2 separate regions of the Homo sapiens genome follow, and region 1 is linked to region 2. The links are chromatin contacts, found by Hi-C or POLR2A ChIA-PET in ENCODE. All regions are on one chromosome and are shown on one strand. Each heading gives the region's core, a stretch centred on a gene start or an enhancer-like site at or near the end of the contact. The rest is flanking DNA. Distances are from core to core; before and after follow the strand shown. Region 1 overlaps FBN1 (fibrillin 1). Region 2 overlaps FBN1 (fibrillin 1).

Region 1 (6,523 bases), core at 3,931-6,430, 44 kb before region 2:
AGATTGCATTTCCAGAAGGTTCAAAGTACCAGCCAGTGATTCTCTTGGACAACAGGAAGTTGTGGCTTCCCTTGGTGCTGGTGGAACTCTCGACACTCGTCATTCAGCACCAGGGCAAAAAGAATGATTGGCTAGACAGCGTCAAAACAGTAGTTTTTCTAGACTTTAATTCCAGCCCTCTTTAGGACTGTTCTTTGCTATGTCAGTCTCTGAGGGTACAGATGGATTTTGAGCAATCCTAATTGTCATAAAGACCTATCATGGTTTACTGATGTATGAATTTACTCATTGTTCTAATATGTGTATACACACATTCAAATATATATTAGCTTGTAACACTGGGATTAATAAACTCTATAACTTTACATATATATTTGTCAGTTTGGGCTTCTATAACAAAATACTGTAGACTGGGTCATTTATAAACAATAAAAATGTATTTTTTTACAGTTCTAGAGGCTGGGAAGTCCAAGATCAAGAGGCCAGCAGATTACATGTCTGGTGAAGGCCTTCTCCTCCTAGATGGTGCTTTCTGTGTGTCCTCACATGGCAGAAGGGACAAACAGGTCTCCCAGGCCTTTTTTTTTTATAAGGATACTAATCCTTTCATGAGGGCTCTGCCTGCATAACTTAATCACCTCCCCAAAGGCCCCACTGCTCCATACTCTCCCATTAGGGACTAAGTTTCAACATATGAATTTTGTGGGGACACAAACATTTAGACAATAATATATATATATATATATATGTATATGTATGTGTATATATATAATTGTCTAATTATATATATAATTATATATGATACATGATAAAAGTTGTTTCCTATAGTTTATATTTTGTAATTTTGTATTTTCTATTTTGTAATTCCTACAGTTTATATTTTGTAATTTTGAAATCTTCTCATTCTGTTTTACTCTTTACACTTTAAGAATGCTAAAAATTAAACTTCATATTCTGAGATAATTGTAGATTTACAAACAGTTGCCTTAGTCTGTTTTCTGCTGCTATAACAGTATACCACAGACTGGATAACTTATAAACAACAAAAGTTTATTTGGCTCGTGGTTCTGGAGGCTGGGAAGTCCAGAGCATGGCACCAATGTCTATAGAGGGCCATCCCATGGTGGAAGGCATCACATGGGGAGCAAGTATGAGAGACAGACAGAAAATGGGGCTGAACTCCCGAGATGACCAACCCACTCCTGAGATAATGGCATAAATCCATTTATGAGGGCAAAGCCCTCATGACCTTATCACGTCTTAAAGGTTCCACCTCTTAATACCATCACAATGATAATTAAATTTCAACATGAGTTTTGGAAGGAACATTCCAACCATGGCAGTTGTAAGAAATCAGAAATATCCTGGGTATTCTTTATTTAGTTTTCCCCATTGTGACATCTTGCAAGACTATAGTACAAGAGCAGAACCAGGATATCACAAAATCAATACAGTTAAGATGCAGAACATTTCCATCACCACAAAGAGCGCTGATGTTACCCTTTTATTGTCATTTTCTTCCCGACATAATTCTCTCTTTAATTCTGACAACCACTAATCTGTTCTACATTTCTATAATTTTTTCATTTCACAAATGTTATATAAATGGAATCACAGAATATGTAACCTTTTGGAAGTGGCTTTTTTCACTCATCAGAATTCTCTGGAGAGTCATCTAGGTTGTTGCAGTATGAACAGCTTGTTATCTTTTATTGCTGAGTAGTAGTACATGCTATGGATGTACCACAAGTTTGTTTGGCCATTCACCTATTGAAGGGCATCTGAGTTGTCATCAGTTTTTTTTTCTTTATTATTTGAACTAAGCTGCTATGAACATTTGTGTACAAGTTTGTGGTGTGAACACAAATCTTATGTTCTCTGGGATAAATACACAGAAATGCAATTTCTAAGTTGTATGATAGTTTCATGTTTAGCATTTTAAGAACTGTCAAACTGTTTTTGGAGTCGCCGTATGTACCATTTTGCATTCTCACCAGCAGTGTATGAATGACCCAGTTTCTCTGCATCCTTACCAGCTTTTGGTGTTGTCTTTATTTTTTATTTTAGCTATTCTGATTGCTGTGTAGTCATCTCTTACTGTGGTTTCAATTTGCATTTCCCTATTGGATAGTGATGTCAAACATCTTTTTATGTGCTTATTGCCACCTGTATATCTTTTTCAGTGAAAGGTCTCTTTATATCTTTTGTCCAGATTCTTATTTTTCATTAAAATAATTTTTTTAGACGGGGTCTTACTCTGTCACCCAGGTTGGAGTACAGTGGTGCGATCTCAGCTCACTGCAACCTCCGTCTCCCAGGCTCAAGTTATCCTCCCACCTCAGCCTCTTGAGTAGCTGGGACTACAGGGGCACACCACCATGCCCCACTAAGTTTTTTGTATTTTTGGTAGAGACAGGGTTTTGCCATGCTGCCCAGGCTGGTCTTGAACTCCTGAGCTCAAGCAATCTGCATGCCTTGGGCTCCCAAAGTGTTGGGATTACAGGCATGAGCCACTGTGCCTGGCCTCTTTTGCCCAGATGCTAATTGAATTGTTTGTTATTTCATTGTTGAGTTTTGAGAATTCTTTGTATACTCTAAATACTAGCTGTTTATCAGATATGTTATTTGCAGGCATTTTATCACACTCTGTAGCTTGCTTTTTAATATTTTTAATGGGATCTTTCATAGAGCAAATGTTTTCAAATTTGAGTAAGTCTAACTTATCAGTTTTCCCTTTACTGGATCATGCTTTCATTGTCAAGTCTAGGAATGCTTTGTCTACTCCTAGATTCTGAAGATTTTCTCCAACTTTTTTCTGATGGTTTCATAGTTTTATTTTTATTTACTTATTCTTTGAGACAGGGTCTTGCTCTGCCACCCAGATGGGTAGGCAGATCTTCCCCACTTTATCCTTTTTTTGTTTTAGCTATTCTAGTTCTTTTCTGTAAAAACTGTAGATTAATCTTGTCTATATTTACAAAACCTTTTAGGATTTTGATAGGAATTGCATCAAACCTGTATATCAATTTGGGGCCCTTTACACTTTTCAAACCCCTTATAGTTTGATCACATTTTCTCATTTAATTTACTTCAATTCAATGAGAGTGTCAGCAGGACCAGTCGCAGACAAAACCTCTCGGACACCGGTTTTAGGAAGGGGCTTTAATCAGCTGGGAGCAAGAGTTTGGGGCATTTGTACTCCCAATGCAAATCTGAGCTCTAAGGGTGTAAGAAGGCCAGCAGAACAATTCTAGACCAGTGTGTTAGCAAGTTTGAGGGAGTATGGTGCAACCATCCTGAAAGTGTGGGGACATTCAGAGGAAGGGAAGGTGGTGCTTTAGCCAGTCTGGAAGAAGTCCTCCTTGAAAAAGCTTTTCAGGGAAGTGTGGGATTTATATGGACTGGGAGGAGAAGCATGCATGGAATCTACTCAGACTTGTCCTTAGAAATGGTTGAACTCTTTGCTTTCTACTCCACCCTTTATGGAAGCACCTTTATCACTACTGTCATTTAACTTGTCCTTCTCTACAGCTTTTCCAGCTTGGCTAGATTTTGTTTGTTTATTTGTTTGTTTGAGAATTTTAGTGAAGTTTCTCTTCCAAGCTGTGTGTCTTTAGGCATCCCCAGACATCTGTTCACTTAAGGGAAATGCCATTGCTGTTATCCCTCTAAATGAAAATTGTTTTTATCCTGCAGTGACTCTGATTGTCCCTGTGGACTCTTGTCTCAGGTGTAGAGTCCAGAAGTTAGTCTAGCTGTTTAATTTGTCTGTCTGTGCTTTTCCTAGTACCTAAATTAAAATCACATGTTCGTCATACAAATGCTTATGTGCAAATTGCTCCCAGTGTTCTTCCTGCCAGTTGTGCCTGCCAAGATGATGGCAGGTCTTTAGAATCATTCCAAACCTAATGCATCCCAAAGAAAATCATTACCTGAGGTATTGAGATCCAGGTGCCAGCCCTGCCTCTCTCTCATTCCCATAGCGTGCTCACATTGTTCTTTTCTGATGAATCATTTAAGAACTAATCTGTGCTGGGCTGTAATCTAAAGAAAATTTCTTCTGCTCTTTCTGGCCAATGCTGCCAAATGAAAGACGTTCAGTAAGTCACTGTTGAATGACTGAAATGACTGACTGACATCTGATATGAACACAAAATTAATTTGGGATCTTTTATGGATATGGGGAGATGGCAACATTTTCTGTTAGCTCTGGGTTATTGAGCCTTACATGAAACCCTTTACGGCTGTCTGCTCGTCTTCAAGGGCAGGTCCTCACTGGGACCCTAGGACACTCAGGGTTCACTGCATATGGCTGGATCTGTGCACTTTGATTCCCCTAGTGTTTTCAATTTCTAGTAAAATCTTAACACAGATTGAGTTTAGGAATATCTTCTGACTTGGGGTACTTAGTGCATCCAGTAAAGAATACAGCATCATTATGGGTGTAGGAGGAACCCCTAGGTTTCAGTTGGCTTTTTTAAGAGACGTAGAACTTGGTCTCCTAATTATGATACATCTAGAATTCTTGTTCAAATCAGTATAAATTTAGAATATGCATCAATGGCAGGACTGAATCCAAAATAAAACCAATTTCGGTATATATTCTCTGTAAACTATTTCCTGCGTGTACAGTGAAACTACGTATCTAGTTCTTTCACTTCCCCACAGAAATCCTGAGCGACTGCTCCCACCTTTATCGGAATGCTTTATTCCCCACTAAAGATCTAAGACTCACAACGAATACAGTTTCCCATGGTTAACACGGTGGCAAAGCAAGTGATTCAGAGCCTATTACCTGTGCTGAGCCTGCCTCCTCCTGGCTTCCCCCAAGGATTCATGCATATGGTTCCTTGATGTCTTCTTGTTTCACAAGTCTGAATGAGTGCTTTTATTTTTTAAAGAAAGAATATTTTATGCTGGAAAAGGTTTGCCTGAAAGACAGGGTAAAAAATATATATCAGGGAGATTTTTTATTATATTGCATTTAATTGTAAACTTACCATTCTTGCCAGAAAGAAGAATTCATTCTGATTTTCAACTTGAACAAATAATGTAAAGTCACTAAACTACTGTTAGCTTTTTTATCTCAAAGTAGTTAAATGGCTTTGTTGCTCATGTGGGAATGGAAATTAGCTCTTGGCATGAACTGCTTTAATTGAAATCAGTTTGAAGGCTGAGTTCCTATGCTGCTTGACAGATGACATCATTTCCTGTGCTTTTCCCAATCCTCACTGTTTTTCTAAGATAGGATGAAGCTAAGTTTAACTTCAAATTTAAAGCAACTATACACCTTTTCATGACCTACTTAGAATATTATTCAAAGTTTTCACTAAATCATTTTTTTTCTTTGTATACGTATAGACAGATTTTTAGTTAAAAAAGCATCTTGGCTGAGATGTTTTAACGGAATCATAAGAGCCTAAAATAACTGCAATCAGTTTCCGGGGTTGCTTGATTTCATTACTCCAACAAAGGAGTTATTTCTGCATTCATACATGGGGAAACAAAGATAAAAATATTTTTAATAGCAACCTACTTAGTAGGGCTGTATAAGTGCCTCGGACACAATGGACAACTTCTAAGTCTCAGTTTGGTCTTTGGGCATGGCTTTTGATGTCATCATCAGGCAGCATGAGTTAAGTAAATAAAAATTAATTTAGCACAGTTTTATACAGCACTTACATATAAAGCAAGGTGCTACTCTAGGCACTTAAGAGGTATTGCATAATTAATGCTCTCCCACTCCCCACTCTGAAGAAGTTTTTAAACAAATGAGATGGGGCAAAATAAGTAAAAATAGGCTGGATTATATAATATATGCTTCAAAAGAGAAATATGAAGTAATTGGAAAGGAGAGAGGGCTCACATTTGGTTTGGGAGATATCAGAAAAGATTAGCGGAAGGAAGCAATATTTGAAATGGGTTTTGGAGATAGATAGGATTTCAGGTTTGGGGGAGAACTGTGTGTGTGTTGTGTTGGGGTTTAGGAGTTAGGGGCAAGGAGACAAAGAGGCAGGTAAGAGAGAGGGTTCTACAGAGGGACTAGGACAAGGAAAGTGCCGGGTGTTTTGCATGGCACATAGTAGGCACTCAGAAATGTTCATTGAGTGAATGAATGACTGATAAGTAGATCAGGGGATGGAGTCATAGGACATAGTGGGCATGTGCCAAGGAGCCTCGAAAGATACCTGGGGCCATGCTGAGGGGACCGTGAATGTGGAGAGATGGAGGTGGCTCTAGTTCAGTAGAAACAGGCCTTTGATGGTGTTTCAGTGTGTGGCATGTTGTTGAAAAGGCATTTAACTTTCAACTCAACCTAACTTCTTTGTGCTGTAAAAGGAAGGGTATAGAAGATAGTGGGTTCTGCACTTTCCTTCCCTGTTGGCAGGCTGAGATTTGTGTAGCTCCTTATAAAAATTGTCCCTTTCTCCTGAAGTCAAGTAGCCACTTTTCAATACCGTGGCTGAGGATTCCTAACAAGGGGTAATGGACAGGGTGGCTGTTGGGAGGAATCTTCTATTTG
Region 2 (6,697 bases), core at 248-2,747:
TTATGACCCAGAGAGGTTATATGGTTTAGAGAGGGTCACACAGGGGTGGGACATCTAACTTCCAGTACTGGGCTCTTTCCACTGTGGCATGCAGGGGACGTGGATTAGGCAATTTCCAGGGCCTCTTCTGGCATCCAAGTCCTTGAGTATATGAGCTATTTGGGGCTCCGTCAACATTTGTTGAAGTCTTTTGGAAAAATCCAAAGGAAATTGAAGCCATGGGTTTGCAATTTTAGAAGCTCGCATTGTAATTAGAGTATCAAAATGTGCTCATACGAAGACAACCGAGGAATACTTACAAAGCCAACACATACCAAGTTATGCAAATTACAAATATACCAGATCTCATATCACATAGCACAAACTCTGCACCTAACTACCAAGGGGATGGGGAATCCCAAACCTCAGAGAATAACATTTGACTCTCTCATCCTCTCCTAAATGATACTAGCAACTGCTCTTTGAGCACCCAGTAAGGCAAGCATTTGTTACGTATTATCACATTTAATCCTTACCACATCCTCTGAGGCAGGTATTATTATCCCAATTTTATAGGATAAGGAAACAAGACTTAGAGATTAAGTGATTTGAATAAGGCTTGTAGGTGGTAAAGCCCATCACCAACCAGGGTCCTTATTATTATTGTTATTTTTATTGCTATCTCCTACAGGAAAGTTAGGATCCTTTATTGATTTAAGGTGTGTGCGCTTTGTCTCATGCCTGGCTCGTCTTCTTGTCTAAGAGTACACGTAGCGTGGTTTCAGATAAGGGTATGTTGAAGAGAAAACTTAACGTACCTCTGCCAATACCCAGGGTGAGCCTGATTTCATGCAGTAGCAATTTGAGTCGCCTTTAGTGGGCCCATGAGTAAAGGAGGCCCATGAATTCTGCCTTCTTGCCTCAAAACTCTTTATTATGTGAGCCTGGCTTCTCCTGTGTAGCATCTGTTACTTCGTTTTGCCTTCCACATGTACTAAGTAGAAATAGACAAACTTAACTCTTGCAGATAATAGATGACTGAAAACAGATGATGGGCACACAAAACAGGCTTTGTCTCCATAGGATTTTGTTGGTAAAATACTTCGTCTTTCACTTCAATATATTTTGTTCATTGTTTTGCTGCTGCTTAGATATGAAAACTTTCCTCTATCGTCCTAATCTTCTGATATGCCATCATCTCTTTCAACCTCTTTTCCGATGCCAGAGTGAATCCAGTCTGCCCTTGAATACTGTAGAAACCTCTTGGCAGTTGTTAACAAGCCTTAGCATTTACTCAGTCATTCTGGGAAGAGAGGGGAATTTACACTGTTTCCTTAGTTCACATAGACACAGGCGAGGTAAGTAGCCTGGCTGGGTTGGCAGAGGTTCTTGAGGATTGTAAAAACTGTGCTTTGCTCCGGACCCTGGCTCCTCACAGAGGTCTGCCTGCTTGTCCTTGGTCTGTGTCCTCCGCAGGCCTTTTACTTGAGTCAGACTCCTCTAATGAGAGAGTTCTTGGGTTTCAGTCTGGGGGAATCCAGCCTCCACCCGCCAGACTTCCTGGAGAGCTCTCTGCTGATGCTGAAAGTGCCTGGAGCCTTGAGGATTGGATCAAGCTCCCTTTCGAAGGGGTCTCAAAATTCTTTAGACATAATATATTTGTGGCTACAATTTGTTAAGAAAGGAAACAGGCTGTACTAGCCAATAAATTGTCAAAGGAGCACATACCTAAGATAGAGAGAATGGTTTGCAGCACACAACGCTCTCACTCCCTTTTCTAGTGCTCTGTATTCAGTATTTACACTAACTTTTAGTAGCAGCTGATTTCTAAGAAGACTTCTGGCTTCTGCTCTTTGCATTGACCAAAACTCTTGGGGCATGTGTTGAGTGAGGGAATACCTTTTTATTCACCTGCTTCCTAGTCTGAACTTTCAGATAATCGGCACTTCTTGTTCCCAGTGTGAATCCAAAGAGCTGAAACAGCTTTCTTTGTGGGAAATCAGGTAAGTGGGATTTCTCTACAGGGATGCAGATGCAGATCTGAATGCATGTACAGTGCTCCATAGCTCACTGACTAAGCTTTAACCAGCAAGTCAGAGCTATACAGCACCTATAGGTACTCCCACGATACTTCAAAAATTTTCATGGAATTATAAACATTGATTGTCAGAAAAACAGACCTAGTTATCTCATTTTGCAGGCTTTGCGTCTTTGAACACATTTGATATCCATTCCTACTAAATTTTCTCTCTGAATCTGATCTGTCTGCTATTCATATATTTCTGTTGTTTTATTAGTATGTGCTGTAGCCAGATATTTTGCTAATTTGTGTGCTTTTTCTTTGCTTTTTCATAATTCTGCCTAACTTCTTAGGTATAGAATTTCCAAAGCTAGTTGTTAGTGTGCCAAAACAGCCAAAACAGCTTTAACAAAAAAAACTATGCTTTGCTTGACTGGGCTGTAAGATGACTTAGATAATTTATGCTTCCCTTCACCATACTTGGGGGAGTACCTGTTTAGAAAGGGTTTTATATCCTGGCTTGGAATAGGTCTAATAATTTAAACCCTCTCTCCTGGAATTACCAAGGTCTAAAACTAAACCTTATGCTAATAATGTTGAAGTTGAAATGGTTTTCAAAATGATACCCAAGTGTTTATAATTTTTTATGTGCTGAACTGTTTTGTTTAGATAAACTGGAAGAAGATATTCTGGGATAGGAAATGGCTGAAGGAAACAAAGGTGTGTGCAGAGAAATACATGAAATGTGTTGTAGGATCAAAGATTTAACAGTTTATATGGAACAAGGAGACCTCAAATAGGGAGAGGGGAAATGGAGTTGGATGGTAACTTGGCCTGGCTGAGAGGACTTGGAGTGCTGATTATTATTTATGCCTAGCTTGTTTAAGAGTTTTTAAAAAATAGGAAACCACATGTGAATGGGAGTGGGGGAACCACTCTAACTTTTAACTTAGCCACATAGGAGAAGCCTACTTATTCAGACCTCAAGCCTTAGTCCTGGCAAATTCATCTCCTGGTGATGGCTTAATTATATTTCAGGCATAGTATTCAAGGTGAGTGTTAAGTTTTTATTTTTAAGTGAGAATCTTGCAAATGCAAGCATATCAACTGATAGCCAGTGTCTTAGGGCCCCTGCACAAACAGCTAAGTATGCTCAGAGAGCCCTACTGTGGAAAAGATGCCCTAGAGGAACACCCAGTCATCCTTTCCTTTAACCTTCATCTCATCGTTTTCTCTTCCCTTCCCCAACCTGGACCTATCTTGCCCAGCCTTCTCAATGAATACTTGGCATGAACTTCATTCACTCAACTTTGTCGCTGACACGCCCGTTGTACTGACAGAATCCTGGCTTGAATGGCGCTTGCTCAGCTGTGCTTTAGACAGACCCTTCTGGCTGACCTGGTTTAAACCTGGCTTTCTTGACGCCATCCTCAGCGTGTTCCAAGGTGAAAAAGGACTCTGCTGCCCCTTCTGTTGCTCCTCTGCAGGGGAAACCAGTTGCCACTTGGCACCAGGATGTATCAGGCCGGCATCCAGAGTAGTAACATGATTTAGTGAAAATAGTACTAGACCAGGAGGAAACTTGAGTCCTAGTGCTGGTTTGCTTTTCAGTGGCTGTGTGACCTTGGGCAAATCATTGCACCACCCCAATCTCAGTTTTTTTCATCTATGAAGTGACGAGCTGTTCTCTAAAAACCTTTCTGATCCTCAAAGTCAGGAATTCACATAGGTTACCAAATTCTTGAATGAATAGAGATTTGGGTTCTAAGTGCTTTTCTTTTCATCTACTGCACTGCCTTTTTACACAAAACAGGGGCCATCTCTATATTGTTTTGTAGTGTGCACTCAACTCCCCTCTCAATCTTGGGTTCAGGTACCAAAAAGACCTTCCTTCACCTGCACAGTTCACTACAAAGAAGGGCATTCGAAAAGTCTGTAAGTGGGCCAGGTGATTCAGGATGTTTCGCGTTACTTTAAGAAGCTTTTTCTTGAATTAAATCACTCTATTTTTAGCAACTCACTGGGTGATGCTTTTAAAAATATCACTGATAAAAAATATGTGCTTGAGACAATTACAGGTATTTCACATATAATATTTCACCCAAATCTTAACAACCTTAAATTCTCTCCGCTTGACACGTGAGGGGATTGAGGCTTACTGAGATTAAACAATGACACAGGGCTAAGAATGGGCAGGGTTGGAATTTAGGTCAGAACTTTCTGTGTCCACAGCCTGAATTCAACTCTGGCACTATGTTCACTATGAGGAGTAGCTGCCATTGCTGTAAGAATACCTGGCGTTTTGTGCAGGAGATCTCAGGGAACCCTTTTTGTTAGGTTTCAAAGAAAATGATTTCTAACTGCATTTCAGATGCCTGGAATTTATGCTGTGCCAAGCACTTTTCCACTTAATTCTAAATCCGTGGGTATTTCAAGGGGAATTTAACCCATGTGGTTCTGATTCACTTGTACTTAACTCATCAAAAAGGATTGTTTTGTAAACCTTAGCCTCTTCTTATGAATGCTTTCGAGCTCATATTTGGCTGGCATTGGCTGGATTTCGAATCTGCCATGGTTGAAGCTTGGTTCTTAAATCCTTCTTTCCAACAACTATTTTGTGGTAGTTTCATCCTGGGAGTGGATGGAAATTGAAGGTGAGTCATGAAGGCTCTTCCAAAACTTTACCAGGATTCCAGTGGTATAGACAGTCACTAACCTTTGAGGTTCGTGAGGTTTGTTGCACTCACCTACAGCCTTACCCCATTAAGTAGTTGAATTGTGCATGGATGTGATCTATGAGGGTAAAAAATTAAAATCATAGATGTTGCATTTTCCCCTGGGATGGTGTAGAGAAAAATTGTCTTTGAGATAAAAGGTATTTGTGGAGGTTAGGTATATTACTACTTTGGAAAGGCCTTTTAGCATAGAGTCTTCTATTTGGGAGACATTAGAGTTATAGAGCTAGTGGAAAGTTTCTTTCAGAAACCCCCATTAGAAATGTAGAAGGCAAAAGCCTATTTATTATCTTTGCATTTAGATGAGTTGGGTACATTCAGTTCTGATAACCTGCTGAGTTGGAGAATTAATTAACTTGTCTAATTAACTTCACATGAGCTCATCTAAGGAATGTGTGTAGTTGTGTGGCCCAGGGGAAGCAAGAGCAATTTTTATACCTAGTTAACAGTTTGGTTTAAGAAAGATATATTGAGTGTCTTCTATTCCAGGAAGTTGGGGATAGAAGATAAGAGTTCAGAGATAAACAAGACTCTCTCCTCCTAAGGAACCTACCATTTGGTAGGTTATAACCTATATGCTTCTCTTTGGACCATGGCCAAATGGTATGACTGGCAAATAGTCAATGTACAGCAATACACCATAGGAGCTCAGAAGATGAAGATGTTCATTTTGATATATGAAGCTGGACAGGCTTTTCCCAAAATGCAGTGTTTAAGTTTGGTCTTGAAGGATAAGAAGGCTTTTAAAGGCAGGGTCAAGGGCGAGACAACCAGACATGTTCTTGGGTAATACAGACAATGCCAAATAGTCTCCACAGATTTCTGCTCTGTTTATAGACGTGGAGTGGGGTGACTCTGCGGAGGTGAATCAGAGCGTTAGAAGCTCATGCTGGGCGAAAGGGGGTTGTGCACAGTCCTCGATAATGAGCAGCTGGGATTAACATGACAGTTTTTAACCGAGCACAGATTTTCAGGGCTGGGACAGTTTAGCCTTGGATCAAGAAGAAAACACAGGAAAGGGACAAGGAAGGGAACAAGATGTGAAGGAACAGTATGTGAGATTTACACATCATCACTGCATGCCATGTTTAAATAGAACATACTGCATAACATCTTAACATGCCCTTACATTTCTATAGTGTACAAATAATGGCTTATTCTGTCTCACGTTGAAGAAACCAATTAAATGATGCATGTTGGGTATAAAGGTTTTTTCTATTGAAAATATCATTGTCATAGAATAGAAAGAGTTACAATCAGACAGAAAATTAAATATCTTAAATATTTCTCTTGTATAGTGTTTACAAACACCCTATTATCATCCCTATTTATAATTAAGAAAACTGTGGATCAGAAAGTAAATAATTTGCCCATGGTCACATAGGTATATAAGACACTTCCATTTCAGTTTGCAGATATAATGTGTATGTGTGTATGTAGCTTACCTTTTCTATTTGTCATACTTTTTCAATTCACTATATGACACATTTACAGAGTATATGTCATGTATGTGTTAGTTACAAACCTATTTTAAAAATGAATACTGCCCAACCTAAGCAGTAAAATATGACTGATACCCATTTAGGATTCCCCGTACCATCTCTTTCCTGCTTCTCCACAGGGAGGTAACCTCTATCATAGATTTTATTACATATATTTTTTTAGCTGACACCAACATTGCTTCTGTGTTACCATGGTTTACAGTGAATATATTTACAAAAACAAAATTGGGATAATTTTCATTTCTTGCAAACAACACTCCAACACTGCACTGAAGGCTTTGTTAGCTCAAGATTTAGGAGTATGAGAACAAGGTCCTGAAACTGATTTGAACGTTGCTTCAATCTCGACTGCTGTGATTTAATCCTGGGGAGCAAGAGGGCAAAAATGAGGCCAAAGGGGAGGCATGAAGTAACCAACAGGGCCTGATCTGGGATTTGAAAGATGTAGATTGTCGTTCCAT

The links. A loop is a pair of places that touch in the nucleus more often than their neighbours do. ChIA-PET counts read pairs that join two places held with the same protein, here RNA polymerase II (POLR2A). Pooled maps may share reads with other maps.
Region 1: a map of aorta shows a loop between it and region 2 (1.9-fold over the local background). The contact joins two enhancer-like sites. A Hi-C loop is called at or near these places in 6 of 168 maps with a recorded cell type or tissue (aorta, breast epithelium, endothelial cell of umbilical vein and 2 more), 1 of 37 single-sample maps with no recorded cell type and 6 of 50 pooled maps. POLR2A ChIA-PET finds 5 or more read pairs at or near these places in 1 of 52 experiments (GM12878).

The regions. Positions count from the first base shown.
Region 1 is chr15:48,601,593-48,608,115 of GRCh38, reverse strand. All of the region lies in intron 4 of FBN1 (fibrillin 1), which reads left to right. Among named protein-coding and RNA genes, the nearest start is that of FBN1, 41 kb to the left of the region's middle. Within about 2 kb of position 5,180, at least 2 of the 41 ENCODE cell types and tissues checked have a DNase peak (open chromatin) inside an H3K27ac peak, as active enhancers do.
Region 2 is chr15:48,554,216-48,560,912 of GRCh38, reverse strand. The region is part of intron 6 of FBN1 (fibrillin 1); the gene reads left to right. Among named protein-coding and RNA genes, the nearest start is that of FBN1, 88 kb to the left of the region's middle. Within about 2 kb of position 1,497, at least 11 of the 41 ENCODE cell types and tissues checked have a DNase peak (open chromatin) inside an H3K27ac peak, as active enhancers do.